Linked DNA regions of Mus musculus: region 2 is linked to region 1. The links are chromatin contacts, found by POLR2A ChIA-PET in ENCODE. All regions are on one chromosome and are shown on one strand. Each heading gives the region's core, a stretch centred on a gene start or an enhancer-like site at or near the end of the contact. The rest is flanking DNA. Distances are from core to core; before and after follow the strand shown. Region 1 holds the start of Frmd5 (FERM domain containing 5). Region 2 holds the start of Golm2 (golgi membrane protein 2).

The links. ChIA-PET counts read pairs that join two places held with the same protein, here RNA polymerase II (POLR2A).
Region 2: POLR2A ChIA-PET joins it to region 1 with 29 read pairs in embryonic stem cell. The contact joins the promoter of Golm2 here to the promoter of Frmd5 in region 1. POLR2A ChIA-PET finds 5 or more read pairs at or near these places in 4 of 5 experiments (Patski and embryonic stem cell).

The regions. Positions count from the first base shown.
Region 1 is chr2:121,805,288-121,810,364 of GRCm38, forward strand. It overlaps Frmd5 (FERM domain containing 5), which reads right to left and starts at 1,770. Exons shown (of 14, transcript NM_001360084.1): 1 at 1,443-1,770. The coding sequence starts at 1,544.
Region 2 is chr2:121,863,247-121,868,787 of GRCm38, forward strand. Golm2 (golgi membrane protein 2) reads left to right here and starts at 3,724. Exons shown (of 10, transcript NM_001205369.1): 1 at 3,724-4,285. The coding sequence starts at 3,959.

The sequences.
Region 1 (5,077 bases), core at 520-3,019:
GGTTAACTACAAAAACCCTTTCATTTCATGGCTCGCATTTTTATGGGCATTTAATCTATATTAAGTAGACTTCAAAAGGAGTCTGTGCTGAATCTCTACTCTCCTGGATCTTTGGCAGCAATCAGCACTTAAGCTCAGGGCTTGGGGTGAGGGGCGGGGGGGGGGGGGTGAGAGGGGAAGCGGGGCGGGGGGGCAGGTTTCTGGGGAAGAGGTTGAACTGAGCACAGTCAGCATTAAGCATCTACTCTCTACCCAGGGTCTTTCTCACAAGTCTCTCTCTCTCTCTTTTTAATGGTATTGTGATCTATTAGCAAGACGATAGATAGATGATAGACAGACAGACAGACAGACAGACAGACAGACAGAAGATAGATGGGGGCACCCTGAGGGTTAAATCTAGGCAGGCTCCCCCCCACACACACACACACATCTGTGCTTAGAAGCCTCCTCCAGGTTCTTGCAGGAAAGGAAAGGGATCAGGTGAGACCCTTCTGGGTCCAACTCAAATTTTCTTCTCCACAAAGAGCAGTTTTTGGCGGTGAGCGCAGGGTCCTCTGGTTGAAGAACTAAATCTGTGAGCATGGTCAGTGTTTTCAACCTCTGACTTTACAAAGGACAGACTGCATTCCTGGGGAAAACCATATTAGACTCCTGACGCGCCACACAGCAGTAGTGAAGGAACACAAGCAAGGGGTTGTAAAAACCAGGTTCTGAAAGAAATGCTGTGTGGCATTATTGCATTGTTGGCTTTTCCCTAAGTCCCCGACTCCTTCCAGCCACTGCTAACCTCCAAATCTCTGTGACTTGTTGCTAAATCTTTGCCTCACGCCCCCCACCCCCAGAAATAACCAACACGCTGAGATTTGGGGGTCAAAAGACAAGGAAGGGAGCTAGAGCCTCAAAGCACAGAGGGCTGGGCGCCTTCAATAGGCCACTCTGCATGGGCTGCGCGTTCCGTCTGACTCACAAACGCTCAGGAGAAATTATGACATAAACCTTTATCCTTCCAACCAGGGAGATAAAGGCTGGCTGGCGGGCCTGGCGGGGCCGGGGGAGCCTCAGCCCGCACCCCTCGACGGGGCGGCCCGGGCAGGCGTCTCCCGCCCTACACGCCTAGCTCAGGATGCCCGCCCAAGGTGCTGCCTATCCGCTGGCTGAAGAAGCCGAGACCCGGGGTCCCCCGCCCGAGAAGGCGCAGAGCAGGAGTTGCAGGTGCGGGACGCGACTCACCCCGCAGGGGCGCGCGGCGCGTGGTACCAGTGCCCGGCTGAGCTCGGGCTGGGATGCCGCGCGCCGGGCGGTGCGGCTGCGGGGCGGACAAAGCGCCGCGCCGGGGTTAGAGCTGGAGCGACCCCGGGCGGCGGACCCCGCCAACTTGGCCGAGTCTGGGGAGCCGGATCCCGCGAGCCGGCGGGCGGGCGGGCGGGCGGCGCGGCGCTGACCTGGATGGTGCAGGTGTACTCGCTGTCGTCCAGCAGCCGCACGGTGCAGCTGTACTCGCGCTCCAGACTCCTGCTGCTGCCGCTCATCAACCTGCTCAGCATCTTCCCGCCCGCTCGCCCGTCCTCGGGAGCGACGCGGCGGCGCTGCGGACTCCGGACCCGTCGCCCCTCAGCGCGGCAGCTCCGCGCCGGCCCTTAGCACCTGCACCATCACCCTGACCGGATCGCCACCGCTGCTTCCTCCCGCCCCACTCTTCTTCCTTCTACAGAGCCACCACCGCCTCCCCCAAACCCCAAGCAAGCTGGGTTCTCTCCCGGGCGCCCCACTGCCCGTGCCCAGCTCATGGGGCGGGGCCTAGGTAGGGGGCCAATGGAGGTCAGCGCGGCGGAACCGATTAGCAGGAGGAAGATCCAATCAGAATAAGGAATGGGGATGATGAGCGGGCGGAGGAAGCAATCATCGCAAAACAGCAGTAGTGAGCCCAGTCGGGCCAGCCCCCTAGCGCCCCAAGCCCTGGCTCGCTCCCTTCGCGGGCGGTGGTTGGTATGGATGCTGTTTGTCCTGGACCGGGCCATGTGTGGACACTTCACGAGATCGGTGTCTACAACCTGGAATAACATTTGAGCTGTTTCAGGAGTCAAGACTTGCACCCTGCAACACCCGGTTCTTGCTCTCTTGGAAGCCAAAGCGAGGAGGCGGCACCTGCAGAAAACAGTCACCCACATTCCCGACCTGGCGGCTCTCCCCACCTGTGCGCTGCCCTAAGTCAGCTCCATGGGCCCCTGTGCCTCGAGCACCCTTATTTTAGTGAACATCTGTTTTACAATAGCTATTTACTCTGGTGCAACCACAGAAGCTTGTAAGCGCCCGCGTTTAGCGCTTAGAAAACCCTACGCTCTAACCCTTCTTTTATTTTCAGAAGACAAAAGAAGGCTGAGGTGTGCTCCTTAGCTGGGCAGGGAACAGGAACTGGTGGACCTTTCCTTGTACTTTTAGAAAGAATTATTACATCTTCAGACGTCTGCAACAAAGCACAATGGTCAGGAGCTGTATTGCACAAAGAACCGGGGGGGGGGGGGAAATGCCTCCTTTCCTTTGTGTCCTCCCCATCGGCAGACTTAAAAGTTCCTTTCCACAACTTCGCTAAGAGACAGCCACCTTCAAAGATTTTATTATTAATAATACCAATGTGTGCCTGTGCATGGAATATGAACACTTAGGTACCACGTACGAGTGTGAAGGTCAGAGGACAACTTTGTGGAATCAGTTCCATCCTCCCACCTTTATGTGGTTTCAGTGATTAAACGGATGGCCAGACTTGCCTGACAAGCTATCCCACTGGCTCTCTCTACCTTCAAAGATTTCACTGAAAGGAAATGTTAAATAGGAGTTAGGTTGGAATAGGGGTGTAACCCAGTGGTAGAGCTCTTTCCTAGCAGGTGACAAGATCCAACATTGAAACAATGTCAATCCAAAACATTAGTACTGTGAGAAATATATTCGTTTAAAATAATGAATTATTAATTTCTCATTACATGTATGCTCTTACTATATCAGCATAACACATAACTATTAAAACCCCCTATAGTAGACTAGAAAGAATTCTAACCGTTTTGGGGGGGGCCAGGGGGGCTCAAGACAGGAGCTCACTGTGTAGCTCTGGCTGTACTCAAACTCACTATGTAGAGCAGGCTGGCCTCCAACTCACAGTGATCCACTTGCCTCTGCCACCATCCCACCCCCACTGAGTGCTGGGGTTAAAGTCATGCACCTCTATGCCTGAATCCTATTTTAATTTTAAAATGATTTTGTCTACATGTTTGCCTGAATCAAATCCAAGACTTTGCATTTGCTAAGGATTGGTAGTAGCTCTAATATTGAGCTACATCCCATACTTTTGCATTTTTGAGACAGTTTTATTATGTAGCTCAGATAACCTCAAAATGGATCCCCTTCAAGTTCTTCAGTGTTTGAATTAGAGGTGTTTGACTTTAACAGTGTGTTTTGCTAATATCTTTGAATTTCAATACCACTACCACCCCATATCACCTTAGTATTGCGGACTGCTCCCTTGCTGCATTTAGTAGCCATGGGAAGATGTTCCTCTTTTCAATGCACTCCTAAAATAGTTATGAGGCTAAAACCAAGCAGTCAAATGCTCTGTCTGTTTCACAACCTGGACAGTAGCTGGGACCTGGAATACAGAGGCAGGCATTCTATAAATGATGAACTGATAAATGGAATGATAGGTATGCTATCCCATCTACAACTCCAGAAAGATCCATGAAGAAACTAGGAGCTTCAGGAAGGTCTCATAGAGGAGCATAAGCGTTACTGCGTCGAAAGGAGAGTCGATTAAGTCCAGCCTTGTTGTGTAACTGGGAGAGATGGAAATTTTCAAGCAGGAAGCACTTTTGTCGAAGGCAAAGTTACTATTTGTTATAAAATCTAAAAGAGGAAGGAAAAATATCCAAGAAGCTAGAGGAAACCCATTAGTGTACTGATAGGGATGTACCTCTAACAGGTTATGCAAATAAGCAGCTGTTGGGATAAAAAGGCAAAGCACCATGAATCCAGGCAGCCAGGAGGAACTGAATGCCCCGAATGCTGTCTCCAAAGTAAGATGGTAGACGCAGTCAGGAAGGGCAAGATGGTGGCTGTTATGCAATGTTTCAAGTAGCATCCCAGCTTAGTCAAAGATCTCCTTAGATTAAGATTCACCCATCATTGTGCATATGATGCATCTGCAAGCTGTCCTTTGCTCCTGGATACAGAGCAGAGTGTGGAAAAACAATGAAATACTAGAGTCTAGTGCATGCCTTTAAAATATGAGCAGGAGTCCGGGGGAGACTGGAAAGTCGAACTGAAAAAATACTGTGCTTATTTTTTCACAAGTTTATTGAGCCCAGTACAGAGAAGGATTGTTCATTAAAAGGATCCATATAAGGCTGGAGATGGAGTTCAGTTGGTAGAGGGCCTGCTCAACTTACATAAAACTCTGAGTCCTATTCCATAACCACATAGAATGGGGTGTGTTGGTGTACAGCTATGATCACAGCACTCAGGACACAGAGGCAAAAGAATCAAAGTTAAAGGTCACCCTTCTGCTACAAAGTGGAGTTCAGGCCAGCCTATGCTAAGAACTTGTCTCAAGAAAACAAAAACACAAGGCTTCTTGTGCCTTTGAGAATCACAGTGGTGTGCTTTCATGTCTTCAAGTATAAGGAAGCTATATTTAAAACAAAATTGCAAATTACAATGGTTGAGACCCCCCACCTTCCAAGTTATTAGGATGCTAGCTCCCTTCTCTATTGTGAAGAGGCTTCCAGGTATCCCCGTTTCATTTCTGGCTTCCGGACAAAAGCAATGTAGGGGGAAAAGTTTATTTTCATTTTCATTCTAGGTTATAGTCCATCACTGAGGGAGCCAGAGCATCAGGAGCTTGAAGCAGCCACTCATACTCATAGTCCGAGCAGAGAGAATGAGTGCTTGCACGCTGGTACTCAACTCACCTTCTCTTTTATACACTCCAAGACCCAAACCCAAGGAGTTTACCTTGTACCTCCCACAGATGTGTAGGTCTTTCCACTTCTATTCACCTAATGAAGACAACCCCATACAGATATGCTCACAA
Region 2 (5,541 bases), core at 2,474-4,973, 60 kb after region 1:
TCCAATGGGCCTCTCTTTCCAGTGATGGCCGACTAGGCCATCTTTTGATACATATGCAGCTAGAGTCAAGAGCTCCGGGGTACTGGTTAGTTCATAATGTTGTTCCACCTATAGGGTTGCAGATCCCTTTAGCTCCTTGGGTATTTTCTCTAGCTCCTCCATTGGGGGCCCTGTGATCCATCCAATAGCTGACTGTGAGCATCCACTTATGTGTTTGCTAGGCCCCGGCGTAGTCTCACAAGAGACAGCTATATCAGGGTCCTTTCAGCAAAATCTTGCTAGTGTATGCAATGTTGTCAGCGTTTGGAGGTTGATTATGGGATGGATCCCTGGATATGGCAGTCTCTAGATGGTCCATCATTTTGTCTCAGCTCCAAACTTTGTCTCTTTAACTCCTTCCATGGGTGTTTTGTTCCCAATTCTAAGAAGGGGCAAAGTGTCCACACTTTGGTCTTTGTTCTTCTTGAGTTTCATGTGTTTTGCAAATTGTAACTATATCTTGGGTATTCTAAGTTTCTGGGCTAATATCCACTTATCAGTGAGTACATATCATTTGAGTTCTTTTGTGATTGGGTTACCTCACTCAGGATAATGTCCTCCAGGTCCAACCATTTGCCTAGGAATTTCATAAATTCATTCTTTTTAATAGCTGAGTAGTACTCCATTGTGTAAATGTACCACATTTTCTGTATCCATTCCTCTGTTGCATTTGGGTTCTTTCCAGCTTCTGGCTATTATAAATAAGGCTGCTATGAACATAGTGGAGCATGTTTCTTTCTTACTAGTTGGAACATCTTCTGGATATATGCCCATAGCCTTTGTTTCTAGTCATATAAAAATATAAGCATCTATACTTGACAATTCTAAAAATATCCCAAAAGATAGTATTTGACTTTGTTTGTTTGTTTGTTTGTTTGTTTGGTTTTTCAAGACAGGGTTTCTCTGTATAGCCCTGGCTGTCTTGGAACTTACTCTGTAGACCAGGCTAGCCTCAAACTCAAAGATCTGCTGTCTTTGCCTCCCAAGTGCTAGAAGAATTGACTTCTTCTTCTTTTTTTTTTTAAAATAGTTTTAGAGTTATTTCTGTTTTCTTTTTTTCCTTTTTTTCTCTTTTCTTTTCTTTTTTTGCCTGTATTTATACTATATGCATGCCTTGTGCCTGCAGAGATCAAAATGGGGCATCAGATCTCCTGGAACCAGAGTTAAGGATGGTTATGAGCCATAAAGTGAATAGTGAGATCTGAACTCAGTTTTTTATCAAGAGAAGCAAGAGTTCTTAATCACTGGATCACCGCTTCAGCACACACCACTAGGGCTGTCAGAGTTGACTTCTATTTATTTTATTTTATTTTTTGGTTTTCGAGACAGGGTTTCTCTGTGTAGCCCTGGCTGTCCTGGAACTCACTCTGTAGACCAGGCTGGCCTCGAACTCAGAGATCCGCCTGCCTCTGCCTCCCAAGTGCTGGGATTAAAGGCATGTGTCACCACACCCGGCTAAAGACAGTTTTTAAGAAATCAACTCTGAAGCTGGGCAGTGGTGGCTCATATCCCATGGAGGACACACGCAGTCAGCATTTTCCACTGTTGGGGCTCATCTTGCTCACCTGGCTTAAAGAACTGGTCTTTGCCTTTATGTGGTTAATCCCTCACTCATAACTGGCTATATGGATGCACTTACACGCTCTTTCAGATTTCTAGATTAGACCTTAATAAGGGGATAGGTTGAGGAGGTAATTGTGTGTGTGTCTGTGTGTCTGTGTGTGTAATCTCCAGAAGGAGAGGAAAAGAGGCTTTCAAGTCTCAGCTCTGCAATCTCTAGCATATAACTCTAGAAAAGTTATGTGGCAACCTATAAATATAAACCTTTAAAGCCCTAATGGTCAAATAGGGCTTTAAAGCCCTTGTTAACAAAAAGTTTGTGCTTGTGTTTTGTAAGAGGTACATCTGTCAGAATCCTGTTTTAAAATACAACGTCCTTGGGAAGAATAACATTTTAGAAAGTTAATACCATTTAATGGATTTTTCAACTACTGACTGAGATAATACATTAGTAGGATAAATGGTTAAGATTTCCAGTTTGGGAGCCTGTGAGAGGGCTCAGTGGGAACGGGTACTTGCCAGGCTGGATAACCCACATGGGAGAAGGAAACCTGCTCTTGCAAGTTGTCTTCTGGCCTCCGCTCATGTGCCATGGCATGCATGCCCCACTCCAATAAGCAAATGTAATAATTACTTTAAATTCCTTTTTGACCTGGCTTCCTTTTGCCAAAGCTGCTTGGTTGATATCTGAGAGTGGAGATGACTTCTCAGAGCTCCTGAAGTCAGAGCTCAACTTTTGAAGACAAGAATTTTGTATGCAGCACACGCTGGCTTCCAGCTTCTGCCTCAACACCCCAAATGCTGTAATTGAAGAGAGTTAATCTTCAACTTTGATGTAAACCAGCTAGTAAATTCTGGTACGTTTATGTCGTTGTTGTTGTTTGTATAGTATAAAAAAGAGAAACATCCTTCTGTGAAGGTATTTTTTTTTTTTTGGAAGCAGATGAACTTTATTTTTGAAATGCACAGGACACATGGAACAATTTTTCACTGTTGTAAAATCTTCATGTCTCAGAACTATAGGCCGGTTTGAATAAACACTTAAGTTTGTGTTCTTGACCCGGAGTCTGAAAAATAACTACAAATCCATCCTCTGGTTACACAGGTGAAAACCAGTAACTTTTTATTGTTTGTTTAAACAACTACACAAGCAGCACGCAGAGGGAACGAGCAGGGGATTCTCTGTAGCACTGAACATGACGCTAAACGTAGAACAACACCTGCTACAAAGCAGAGAGAGGAACAGTATTACGAGTTCTGTTACTTGGCTTTAAGCCCAGTTCAGAAGATACAGGACTCTGACGTTTCCGCACATCTTTGTTTCCGGGCTTTCTCCTGTGTAAAGCGTTGTTGGGATAGGAGGGATGTAAAACTAGGCGTGCAGAAACAACTTGTAAGGGCTGCTATTGCTAATTCGGAATGTGTCAGCCGTCAGTAACGGCGCATTAGCTGCCATTCACCGAGGGCAGCTTCTGGGCTTTCTCCTCAGCTAAGTCGAGGGAAAAGCAGCAGAGCGTTTTAAAATAGGAGCACCGCATTTTGGAATTCTTCCTGTCCGTGACAGCAGTAACCTTGGAAACCAGGCTGCTAACACATCTCAATCGCAGAGCATCCTCAAGCTTAGCTTCTCTTGCTGTATTGTCTGGGCACCGCTATTCTGGGGGCTAATGTCAACTGTTTTTGTTTTTTTCCACCTCGGTGGCACAAACAACACCTAGCATAAAACCTTGCTAGACACCCATCAGGTCCCATCTTACCTAGAGCCTTCCCTACTTGGTGGCAGTCTCAGAATTGGTCCTGACAGAGGACACTCTGCCAAGGGGCCCGCTGATAGCAGGACCTCCCTAAACCTGGCCTCAGGGGACACCACCAGGTAACAGCACCACGCACACCCACCCAGGTACGCCGCGCGACCCCGACCCCGCGCCCCAGCCTCCAGAGAACCCTCGCGAGACAAGACCGCAAGGGGACGAGAAGAAGCCCACTATCTCGCGAGAAGAGGGGGCGTCGGCGGAAACGAGCTAATGCCCCCCTGGGCGCCCCGGCCCCAGCCGGTGGGCGTGGACCGAGGAAACCCGCCCCCTTCCGGCTCGCGTCCCCGCCCCCAGCCTTGAGGCATCGGGTCGCGAGTACCAGCGCCGGCTTCTCCCGCTTCCCTGCGGCGGGAGCCCGCTGGCCTTCGACTCTCGGAGGGGGCGCGGCGGGGGCGCAGAGGGGGCGGGGAGGACCCGCGACGCCCCGCCCCCCTCCGCGCTCTGGCGGCTCGGCCCGTCCCTTGGGGTCCGGGTCCCGAGGCCGCTGAGACAGCAGGCCGGCGCTGCCCGCAGGTGTCGGCGGCAGCGGCGGAGCCACCGGCCTCATGGTGGGTTTCGGGGCCAACCGGCGGGCCGGCCGCCTGCCGTCCTTCGTGCTGGTGGTGCTACTGGTAGTCATCGTCGTCCTTGCCTTCAACTACTGGAGCATCTCCTCCCGCCACGTTCTGCTTCAGGAGGAGGTGGCCGAGCTGCAGGGCCAGGTCCAGCGCACCGAGGTGGCCCGCGGGCGCTTGGAGAAGCGCAATTCGGACCTCTTGCTCTTGGTGGACACGCATAAGAAGCAGATCGACCAGAAGGAGGCCGATTACGGTCGCCTCAGCAGCCGGCTGCAGGCCAAGGAAGGCCTGGGGAAGAGATGCGAGGATGACAAGGTAAGGTCGAGCCCTTTCCTCGGCCCTCCTAGACTTTTTCTTTTCACTTCTGGGTGGGGTATTAATATTCGCCCGCCGGCGATTGCTGTATGCCGTCAGCGTGGTAGCCCTGGAAGCTCCCCAGACCCCCAGCAACCCTGTTTGTTGTCAGACTTTCCCGGTGTCAGCGCCACATTCTCTGTTCGCTTGCAGAGACTGTAAGTTCTGGTTCTCTAGAGTGGCCTATGTGTGGATACCACCTTTCCTCCAAGCTCAGCTGCTGAGCTGGCAGTGGTTATCATCTGGCCTGTGTGGCCGCCTTCGTTCCCGGCACACAGGCTGCCAGGTATATGTATGGGCATTGTCTCATCCACCTCCTGTGCAGACTGATCAATATTAATTTATTTCAGAATGCGGCCTTCTTCCCTTCTGGTGCTCAACATGTATTTGTCAACAGTATGGCTTTTTAGAAATCTCTATAAATTGATGTATTTTGCTAAGTAGATTTTTAAAAAATGAATTTTGTGTTGAAAGTGTTGTTATAGATGAGTCAGGAACCCGTATATGAGCCACACTTGTGACTTGAGTGCGGTTAATCCATTATCTTCTCAATTTGAATTGTTAATGAAATTAGCCGAAATGGTAGAATCTAAAAATAAGTTCTTAGGAACAGAATCTTATGTCTGTCGTTATAATTCTTGAAAGAAAATAAAATTGTGTGTGCTTAAATAGCTCTTAGGGCTGCTGCTTAATGCAGATAGAAAATACAAAATTTTAAATTTAAAAATCTTAAGTCTGGACTATGATCATGTCCTACTTAATAGGATCTGTTTTCACTATTTTATTGACAGTTTATAACTTAGGCAACTTCAGTTGGTATATCAGAATTCTGAAGACTTCTAGATAGGTACTATAGTAGATGACTTCTTTTCTACACTCTTAAATCTTTTAAGATTAAATTTCTTCTTTCTTTATCTAGTGTGTGTGTGCATGTGCATACACATGTGTGGAGATCCGAGATCTGGAGTCAAGTTCTTTCCATCCATCCTGTGGAGCTGACTTCTGTTTATCTGTCTTGGCAGCAAGTGCTTTTAGCTGCTGAGCCGACCCTTAAATTGAATTTCATTTGTGTGTGTATTCACCCTAATGCACATGTGGATGTCAGAGGATAGCAGTCAGATTTCTCCTTCTACCAAGCAGGTCCTGGGGATGGAACTCAAGTTCTATGAGATTTTTAATGAGCTTCCAACCTTCCTACCCTCATTGGCCTCTACTTT